2 separate regions of the Homo sapiens genome follow, and region 1 is linked to region 2. The links are chromatin loops, found by intact Hi-C in ENCODE. Cell type or tissue: heart left ventricle. All regions are shown on one strand.

Region 1 (5,000 bases), 140 kb before region 2:
GGAGTTTGAGACCAGCCTGAGCAACACGGTGAAACCCCGTCTCTACTAAAAATACAAAAATTAGTCAGGTGTGGGGGCGGGCACCTGTAATCCCAGCTACTCGGAGGTGGAGTTTGCAGTGAGCTGAGATTGTACCACTGCACTCCAGCCTGGGCAACAGAGTGAGACTCTGTCTCAAAAAAAAGTTACAGCAAGACTTTTCTTTTTGAGACAGGGTCTGGCTCTGTTGCCCAGTCTGGAGTGTGGTGGCATGATCATAGCTCCTTGCACCTTTAACCTCCTGGGCTCAAGAGATCCTCCCACCTCAGCCTCCCCAGTAGCTGGGACTAATTTTTTTTTTGTAGTGATGGGGTCTCACTATTTTTGCCCAGCCTGGTCTCGAACTTCTGAGCTAAAGTCATCCTCCTGCCTTGGCCTCCCAAACTGCTGGGATTACAGGTATGAGCAGCCTCGCCCGGCCTCAATTACTTTTTATATTGACAAAGAGAAGATGTTGCAATGTCCTCAAACGTAAAACACCCCCTACAGTTCCAATTCTGGGCCTGTCTTCTATCTATCTTTGCCCTTCTGGTCCGTTCCCTGTTCTGAGCCCCAGGGAACTTAGGGCTGAAAGTCACCCCCGAAGCCTCAGACCAGATCGGGAGGCCACACGCAGCTCATGGGGACAGAGGGCCCAGGGTGACGGTCCACTCATGAGAGGTGCTATGTGACTCCAGGGAGTCTGTCCCTCTCCGGGCTCCAATCCCCAGCCCAAGCTCAGATGACCCAGCCTGTGTCCCTTTAGCGGCCGAGGAGCCACCACCTGTTCGGGGGCTGGAGGATGGCTTCCCAGAGGACCTGGGACACTCACCTAGCTCGTTCATGGCACGGCGGTACTCCTCATCAAAGGACAGCTTCATAACAGCACAGGTGGCCTGGCAGATCTGCGGCTCGATGGGGATCGGGGCTGTGGGCACAGGGACCAGATCAGAGCCCCCATTCCCAGGAAATGTCCCAGGTGACTCCCGAAGGTCCCGCAACCCGCCCGCCCCAGGCCTGAAGGATCCCGGGAGCTTTGCAAATGGCTGCAAAGTTGGGACTTCCTTTCCCAGCCTCTCTAAGATGGGATGATGGGGTGGCCTCTCTCACTCAGCCTTGGGAAGGGAGGCGAGGTAGTTCCTGGAGCACCACACCTTTCAGCTGTGCTTCTGCCCTTTTTAAAAATAAAACTGACGAGACAGGGTCTCGCTCTGTTGTCCAGACTGGAGTGCAGTAGCATGATCTCAGCTCACTGCAGCCCCAAATTCCTGGGCTCAAGCAATTCTCCTGCTTCTGCCTTCCAAAGTGCTGGGATCACAGGTGTGAGTCACAGCGCCCGGCCCCCATATTAACTTTGCGATCAACTGCAAAAAAAGAATCTCAAAGTCTGCACCCAACTTTCCAGAGTTACCCACGATCCATCCATGCATTCAGCGACTTCCCGAGCGTTTACTCTGCGCCAGGTACGATCATGGGCGGGTCTTTTCCCAACGTCAAATGCCCCCACAGGCCTCGGCCGGAGCCTGGTACTGCAGCCTCCAACGCCAGAAGGCAGGCAGCAAAGGCTGGAGGTCCTAGTCGCCCATCCCCCGGGAAGCCCTAGCTGCACGTTAATTGCGCGGAGGGGGCCCACCAGGCCAGGCACTCACCGCTGCCGGCGCCACCTCCCTCGGGCCCGCCGTCTCGGGCCTGCAGCCAGTCCCAGCAGGTCTCGCAGTAGGCCCGGATCTGCTCCAGCACGTGCAGGACGCGCATCTCCTTGCGCGCCAGGCCCTGGTCCGGCTGCGAGAAGACGATGTTGTGCAGCGCCGCGTTGGCGCGCATGCGTGCGTCCTTGGCGCCCGGTGCCCCTGGGGCCCCGGCGCGACCCCCGGCCGCGGCCTCGGTGCCGTGGAGGATTTGCAGCAGCAGAGGCAGACAGCCCGAGCGGCGCATGGCCACGCAGCTCTCGGGCGAGCTGGACATGGCCAGCAGCGTGCGCGCTGTATCCTCCTGGTCGCGCGTCGCCAACATGGACAACAGCCAGAAGACCACCTCCACCTGGGGGGAGGGCAGGGTCAGGGTGGGGTCCCTCACCTGCCCCCCGCACACCTGGAAACCCGGTCGGAGCCCTGTGACCCCTGCCCCGTCCCCAAGGGCAGCCCCACGCCCACCTGGGGGACAGATGAGGGGACGCTAGGAGGCTGCACACGTGCTTCGGGGAGGCTGGCCCCCCTCACCTGGCATTCCTAGGGTGGCCGCGCAGAGCCAAGGGACTCCACGGGGACGTCTATGGTGCCCCACTTAGCCCCCGCTACGGGACGTATTTCCCCATCCACCTCGCCAGGCCCGCAGCTTCTGCATGAGCTGCACGCCAGAGGGGCCTTCCTACACCCGAGGGGGTGCTGGATGGAGGCATGGGAGGGCACCACCACTGGCGAGGATGCAGACCTGATCCCCCTTCCAGCCCAGACAGCTGCGCCAGCCCCCGTTTCACCCTCCCCCTCACCTTGCTGTTGCCCGGCTGAGGGGTGCCATCCTCAGGGTGTGTGGGGACCTCTGTCTCGGGGTCCTCGTCCACCGGCACCGACTTCACCGCCAGCAAGGCCTGCAGGGAGAGCACCAGGGTCGGGGGTACAGTCCCAGAGCACCCAGTCTGCTCACCCGTGATGATGTGGGCGGGGGCGGGCAGAACTCGAGGAGCCCCGTTCTGCCTGGGCCGACACCACCCCTGGTCCCTGGCTCTGCCCCACCCGGTACCTGGGGCTCCGTCTGCTGCACTCGGTCCTGCGCCTCCAGCAGCTCCTTGTCAATCTGCTCCAGGCGCGAGGCGCGGATCTGCTCAGGACCACACGAGGGCAAGTGCTGGAGCTGACCCCGCCCCCGGCTCTGACCCCGCCTCTCCCTGGGATGACCCCACCCTGGGCTCTGACCCCGCCTCTTCCTGATAACCCCGCCCCAGGCCCTGACCCTACCTCTGCCTTCTCCCTGATCCAGCCCTGCCAGCTCCCTAAGCCCCGCCTCCTAAGATATGACCCCACCCACTGTCTAAACCCCGCCTTTAGTCCATCCCAGGCTCTGACTCCTCCCACTTCCCATTTGGGCTCCACCCAGAACCTAGACCTCGTCCTTCTAGGCCCCACCCACCTGCTGATCTGGCCCTGCCCACAGGCCATGCCACCTTCCACTGTCGCACCCCACCGCCCTTGTGCTCAGGCTCTGAGCCTCCTGACTCCACCCACCAACACCTCCAGCTTCTGGCCCCGCCTCCTGAACCAGAACCCGCGCCCCCCAACCCAGGAGGCATAAGACTCCTCCCATTACCCCAGACCCCGCCCATAATATCTGCACTCTGATTTGCCCACTGGCGCAGGGCCCCGCCTACCGCCGCGCCACCCCGCCCACCGCCGCACCTGTGCCCGCTGCACCATCTCGTCCGAGGTGCCGAAGCGCTCCTCCATCAGCGAGCGGATGTGCTGGGCCTCGAACTCAAGCTGCTGCCGGATCAGGTCCATCTGCATCGAGAACTGCTGGCAAAGGCAGGCGGGCGGGCCACGGTGAGGGGCGCCCGGGCCAGGCCCCGTTCCTCCCCCACGCCGCTTCCCGCACCCTGAGTGGGGCGGGCGCGCTGCCCCCTGGCTCCCCGGCCGGCTCACCGTCTCCACGTGCGGCAGCTCGTCCAGGCGCTTGGACAGGCCCTGCAGCTGAGAGTAGTACCAGAGCTTCTCCTTCTCCTCCTTCTCAATCTCATTCAGCAGGAAACACCTGGGGAGCAAGTCAGCGGGGGCGGGCTCAGAGGGCGGCGCCGTGTGTGTTTATTTTGATATTTGTAATCACTTGTTAGCGCTTACTGTATGCCAAGGTTAACAGGCAACATGGCAAGGTCTCTCCCGTGGCACTCCCCGAGCTAGGGTAAGGGGGGGGGGGTGGGTATTGAAATTAACTGGGGGATGCAAAAAAATTAAAGGAGAGAAAACAGTCTGGGCAACATAGCGAGACCCCCTCTCTAAAAAGGAAAAAATAAAAATAAAAAATATAAAAATAGCCGGCCGGGCGCGGTGGCTCACGCCTGTAATCCCAGCACTTTGAGAGGCTGAGGCAGGCGGATCACGAGGTCAGGAGATCGAGACCATCCTGGCTAACACGGTGAAACCCCGTCTCTGCTAACAATACGAAAACAAAATTAGCCGGGCGTGGTGGCGGGTGCCTGTAGTCCCAGCTACTCGGGAGGCTGAGGTGGGAGAATGGTGTGAACCCGGGAGGCGGAGCTTGCAGTGAGCCGAGATCGCGCCACTGCACTCCAGCTTGGGCGACAGAGCGAGACTCCGTCTCAAAAAAAAAAAAAAAAAAGTACAAAAGATTAGCCAGGCATGATGGTGCGCACCTGTGGTCTCAGCTACTCCCTGACATGGGAGGCTGAGGTGGGAGAATCACCTGAACCCAGGAGTTCGAGGCTGCAGTGAGCGATGATCATACCACTGCACTCCAGCCTGGGTGACAGAGTGAGACCCTGTTTCAAACTATATGTACTAAACAAAAAAAAAAAAAAGAGAAAGCAATTCCTTTGGAAATTCTCCTCCTTGAAGAAAGACTGAGGGAGGCTGTCCTGCCTCTAACACTTCTCCCATACTTGCTAACCTCCCTCCAGCTTACAAGGTAGCTTCAGGCTCAAAGTGCTCCAGGTGCAACAGAGGTTTCCCTTAACCTCATGGGAGACACGGCCATTCCGATTTTACAGGGCAGGAGTCTTAGGCTGGGAGGGTTTAGGGGAGCTGAGTGAGGTCCCACAGCAGAGCACAGACAACCCCACGCTGCTCTTCAATGGCCCCATCTGACCCCACATGACCCCTCCCAGCTGCACAGGGTGCCCAGACCCTGCCTCCCTCTGCTGGCCCTGAGCCCACGCTTCTTGGGCCACAGCTCTCTACAAAGACGGCTTTGAGCCCGCCTGGCTCCAGGCCTGGCTGAGCCCTGGCACCGGACACAGCCCGGTCCCTGGCGAC
Region 2 (5,000 bases):
GGTCTGTGAATTATATCTCAATGATCAAAAGCTCAGAGCCACTCACTCTGTTGCAGAGCTGGTTCCTTTATCCCGTCGCTGTGCACTGCAAGCCTTCTGCCTTCTGTGCGTGACTGTGACTTTCTAGAGGGAAGGGAACGTGTCTTCTTCCCCTTGCTGTATCGTCTCTGACTTGTCACAAATATGGTCAAACTGAACATGAAAATAAGTGTCAAGACCAGGCGAGGTGGCTCATGCCTGTGATCCCAGCACTTTGGGAGACCGAGGTGGGAGGATCACTTGAGCTCAGGAGTTGGAGACCAGCCTGGGCAACATACCGAGACCACCCCCACCATCTCAAAAAAAATAAAACAGAAAAGAAAAAGAAAAAAAAATGGGTGTCTGAAGATTGGAGGGATGCAGCCGGCCACAGGTGGGCAGTGAGGGAGCTGCTGGGCTGGCCACATGCAGGGATGGAGCAGCCCGTGCAAAGGCCCTGGGGCAGAGACAAAAGCAGCTTGTTTTAAAGACAGAACTGGGAGGTTGGGTCGGAGTGAGCGGGAAGGGGATGAAAGAGGGCTGGATCGATCCCTCCCACTCTATCCCCCAGGCTAAAGTGCAGTGGCACGATATCTCGGCTCAATGCAACCTCCCTCTCTCAGGTTCAAGCAATTCTTCTACCTCAGCCTCCTGAGTAGCTGGGATTACAGGCCCACACCATCACACCTGGCTAATTTTTGCATTTTCAGTAGAGATGAGGTTTCACTACGTTGGCCAGGCTGGTCTTGAACTCCTAACCTCAGGTGATCCACCCGCCTCAGCCTCCCAAAGTGCTGGGATTACAGGCGTGAGCCACCGTGTCCGCATCCAGCCCAGAGGGCTGGATTCTTGATTCTTGGTGCCTTGAACCCATATGGGGCAAGTGGACAGAGCTGTGGGTCAGGCGCAGAGCAGCAGAGCTCACGGGCGCGGGTCCAGATGGAGCAGCAGGGTGTCCCCTCACCTCCCAAAGCCTTGGGGTTGTATCTGGGCACCCCCCCCCCAAACCTGGAAACCCAAGCCTGCTTGCTCCCAGGTCTTCCAGCTTATTTCTCGAAGGATTTGCACATTCCAGAGGAGGCAACTGAGGCACAGAAGTTTCCGTGACCCCAGAGAGCTGCCCAAGAGCATGGCACAGCAGGTGCGCATCATGCCCAGCGGGAATGACAGTGGCGAGGCCTGGAGTACCAGAAATCAAGCAGGATCCCGCGGCAGGGGCCGGCTGAACCCACCAGGGGCACCTGTGGGTAGGATCCTCTCCTCAGCCGTGGTGTGGGAAGGTGCAGCCACACATGAGACGGCCCCCAGGGTGCACACGGATCACCAGCCCTGCCTTGCAGGGGCAGTAGGGGGGGAACCCAGACGGTATCCCTACCTGAGTAGAAAGGACCCTCCCAAGGCCAAGGAAACCAACCACAGCACCCACGAGAGGGTATTTGGGGCGGTGACATTCTGCAGCCCAGGACCCAGAAAGTGGACACAGGTGTGGTCACGACACAGGAGGACCCAGAGGTGCTCATCACACAGGAGGGATCCAGCTGTTCTGTGACCGAGAAAACGCTCTGTGCCTCAGTTTCCTCCTATGAAAAATGGGTCTCCCAAGAGGGTTATGGCGGAAGCCACTGGTCGGGGCAGTGAAGGGGCAGCAGAGGTGAGGACGGGCGGTGGGCAGGGCTTGGGGTTCCCGTTGGGGCATCAGACCCAGACCTGAGGCTCCAGGAGGTGAACGTGAAGCTGGGACCCTAGGTCCAGCCAGGGTGGCTCCCCAGCACCTGAGGCCGCCCTGACCATGCAGACCTCAGCCTGCCTGCTCCGGGATCCAGGTCCCGACGACCCAAACCACGCGCCCCGGACACCGCCCCTCCTGCGCCCGGAGCGCGCCCCTCGCAGACTGTCCGGCTGGGCCTCCTAGAGGCGCTGGCTGCGGGGCGGGAGCTCTGAGCGCCAAGGGCCGCGGGCGTCCACGCAGCTCTACCCGCGCGCCAGGCCCGCTCCCCGGCCTCTGCAGCTCCCGAGCGCGCGTCTCCCCGCACCGCGTCTCCACCGGCCTCCTCGCTCCACCTAGCGGCGGCCTGAGCCCGGAGCCGCGGGGGGGCCAGAGAGGGCGGGGGGTCGGGGCCTCACAGTCCGGCAGGTGCGGCTGGGGAAACTGAGGCACGGGAGGGCCAGGCACGCCCCCAAGGTCACGCAGAATGAGCGGGAAGGTTCAGATCGAACTCCAGCACCCAGGAGCCCATATAGGTTCCTCCACCGCCACCCTAGAAAAGGAGGGAAGCCTGGAGGCCCGGAAGGAAGCAGCAAGGGAATGGAGCGCGCAGAGGAAGGAGCCAGGCGCACCGCAGTCCTGCTGGGGACCTGGACAGGTCTGAGCTGGACCAGTGCTGCCAATGCCAGCATGGCCGTGGCCTCCTTCCCTCACCTCACAGCGGCCTCTGTCTGTGGCCTGTCTCCTCATTTGTAAAATGGGTATTAGAGGATCCTTGGGAGGTTGCAGGGAGATGAGGCAGGGAAAGCCTGTCGGCTGACGTTTGGTACACAGTAAGCACTCAATAAATGTTGGCTATTGGCCGGGTGGTGGGTGGCTCATGCCTGTAATCCCAGCACTTTGGGAGGCCGAGGCGGGTGGATCACTTGAGCTCAGGAGTTCCAGACCAGTCTGGGTAATATGGTGAAACCCCATCTCTACTAAAATTACAAAATTTAGCCGGGCGTGGTGGCAGGTGCCTGTAATCCCAGCTCCTCGGGAGGCTGAGGCAGGAGAATCACTTGAACCCAGGAAGTGGAGGTTGCAGTGAGCCGAGATTGCACCACTGCACTCCAGCCTGGGCGACAGAACAAGACTCTGTCTCTAAATAAACAAATAAATAAATTAGCCGGGCGTGGTGGTGCACACCTGTGGTCCCAGTTACTTGGGAGGCTGAGATGGGAGGCTCACTTGAGCCAGGGAGGTCGAGGTTGCAGTGAGCTGAGATCGCATTACTGCACTCCAGCCTGAGTGACAGAGCAAGACTGTCTCAAAAATAAATAAATAATAAACAAATAAATAAGCCAGGCATGGTGGGGTGCACCTGTAATCCCAGCTACTCAGGAGGCTGAGGCAGGAGAAGCACTCGAACCCAGGAGGTGGAGGTTGCAGTGAGCCGAGATTGCACCCCTGTACTCCAGCCTGGGCGACAGAGCGATTCTGTCTCTAAATAAATAAATAAATAAATACATTAGCTGGGCGTGGTGGCACACAACTGTGGTCCCAGTTACTTGGGAGGCTGAGATGGGAGGATCGATTGAGCCAGGGAGGTTGAGGCTGCAGTGAGCTGAGATCGCACCTCAGCTCACTGCACTCCAGCCTGAGTGACAAAGTGAGACTCTGTCTCAAAAAACAAATACACAAACTTCGGCTGTTGAGGAATATTGTTGCCTAGGCTTGTCCACCCTCCTCTGTGGCCCCACCTTAACTGTTTCTTCCAGGACGCTCCCTCCTGCCTCCCTCCCTCTACCCCTCTGCACACAGCCTCCCCCCTGCAGGAACGCCCTTCCTCTGCCTCCGACTCGTTTGCCTGCCGTAGCCCCCACGGTGCCCCAGGGTTCAGCCCAGGGTCAGGCCCACGGCGAGCATTCAGTGACTTCATGAGGTTGGATGAAAACCAGGCTGGGTCCACACTGCGCTGCCCTGTGCCCTCATTCCAAACCCAGAGAAACTGAGGCCCGGAAAAAGAGGCGGCCCAGCAGAGCTCTCTCTTCACCAGGCGAGGGTCCCAGGGACCTGGGGGGAGAGCTGCGGAAGCCAGCAACTCCTTCCCCGCCGTCGGCCCCCAAGGAGGGTCGTGCTGCAGAGGCAGAGACCAGGCCAAATTGAAATTGATCGTGGGGAACAGCTCGGCAGGGTGGAACAGACACACGGCCACCGGGGAGCGCAGGGGCGCCCAAGCGTGTGAGCGCATCCCAGCCTCCGACGGAGAATCTTTTAATCTGCGGTGGATGCTGCTAGCTGAGGCCTCTAAGTAGCCACAAGGCACGGGGGCTAGACTGCAGCAGCTGGCAGGCATGAGGACACCTTCCACTTCATTCATTCATTCATTTCTTCCTCCTGAAGACACTGGGTAAATGTAGAGCAGCAGAGGGTGGCCAGAAAGGCCCCTCCCCCTGTTCCAGACAAGGGGATCCTGGGGCCTCCCCGGGGAACACAGGGGCCAGGTACCCAGAGAGGTTCCTGAAGACTGGGGGTTTGTAAGCTAGCCGTGCCTTCCAGGGCCAGCCAGACGTCCCGGAATTCCTGTTTGGTGACTCAGGGAGGGGCAGCTGCCGGCCGTGTCTCTCTCCCTGCAGGTGGCTAGGCCTGGCTCCCATCCCAGAGCTGTGGGGCTTAGGAGGGCTCCTCCACGCCTCAGTTTCCCGTGTTGGCCTCCGAGAGGTGATGACCGGGCACGTGGCCAATGGGGCAGCCGCGTCCTCCCGAAGCCTCTCCGACCCTGACCTGGAAGCCCCCCTCGGTGCCCGGGGCGGGGGTCGTGCCCCAGCTCATCTCCCAGGGCCCCTCTCCGGTGAGAGCCTCAACCCCGGGATTAGGGGGCCGGGGTCAGGGGTCAACAGCATTTGCCGCGGCTCCGTTCAGGCCGAGAGCGGATCCGTTCTCCCTGCCACCTCGAATTTCCTGGACAAAGGCACAGTGGAGGGACCGGGCAGAGGGACCCCCGAGCACCCTGGGAAAGCCCCGGGAGAGCCTCTGCCCACACAGCCCCCATTCAGCAGCCAATGAGCCGACGAGAGGAACCCTGTATGCCCATGCTGCAGAGGGGGAAACTGAGGCAGCCAGCGGATGGAGCCGGCCGAGAAGCTGCATGGCTTTAGTCAGGCGGGGGCCACGCGAGGCAGCCCGGCCCCCAGAGAAATGGGGCTCAGGCACGGGAGGCGGGGTCTGTGACGGCAGGCGGGTGGGGGGCTGGCGGCGGACAAAGGCGGGCGGGCTGGGTCCATGGGGGCGCGTT

Evidence for each region. Hi-C counts contacts between places; a loop is a spot of excess contacts. Peaks named below come from ENCODE experiments on the same cell type or tissue, not always from the same donor. Only the 100,000 strongest peaks of a DNase experiment are listed, where the experiment ranks them.
Region 1: a loop joins it to region 2, with 2.0 times the contacts of the local background. A loop is called at or near these places in 6 of 110 quality-filtered maps.

The regions. Positions count from the first base shown.
Region 1 is chr19:1,453,911-1,458,910 of GRCh38, reverse strand. It overlaps APC2 (APC regulator of Wnt signaling pathway 2), which reads right to left. Exons shown (of 15, transcript NM_005883.3): 5 at 3,654-3,762; 6 at 3,411-3,527; 7 at 2,758-2,835; 8 at 2,507-2,605; 9 at 1,668-2,058; 10 at 851-946. Among named protein-coding and RNA genes, the nearest start is that of APC2, 6.3 kb to the right of the region's middle. RefSeq lists enhancers at 2,025-2,541, 4,371-5,000 and silencers at 2,798-2,937, 3,338-3,457, 3,508-3,587. In heart left ventricle, no CTCF peak of the experiment used is centred here; DNase peaks (open chromatin) are centred at 2,219, 2,840 and 3,401; H3K27me3 peaks cover 4,115 bases.
Region 2 is chr19:1,312,925-1,317,924 of GRCh38, reverse strand. No RefSeq gene overlaps it. Among named protein-coding and RNA genes, the nearest start is that of EFNA2, 30 kb to the right of the region's middle. RefSeq lists a silencer at 1,891-2,170. In heart left ventricle, a CTCF peak has its summit at 2,088 (motif pointing left); a DNase peak (open chromatin) is centred at 2,044; H3K4me3 peaks cover 419 bases; H3K27me3 peaks cover 3,861 bases.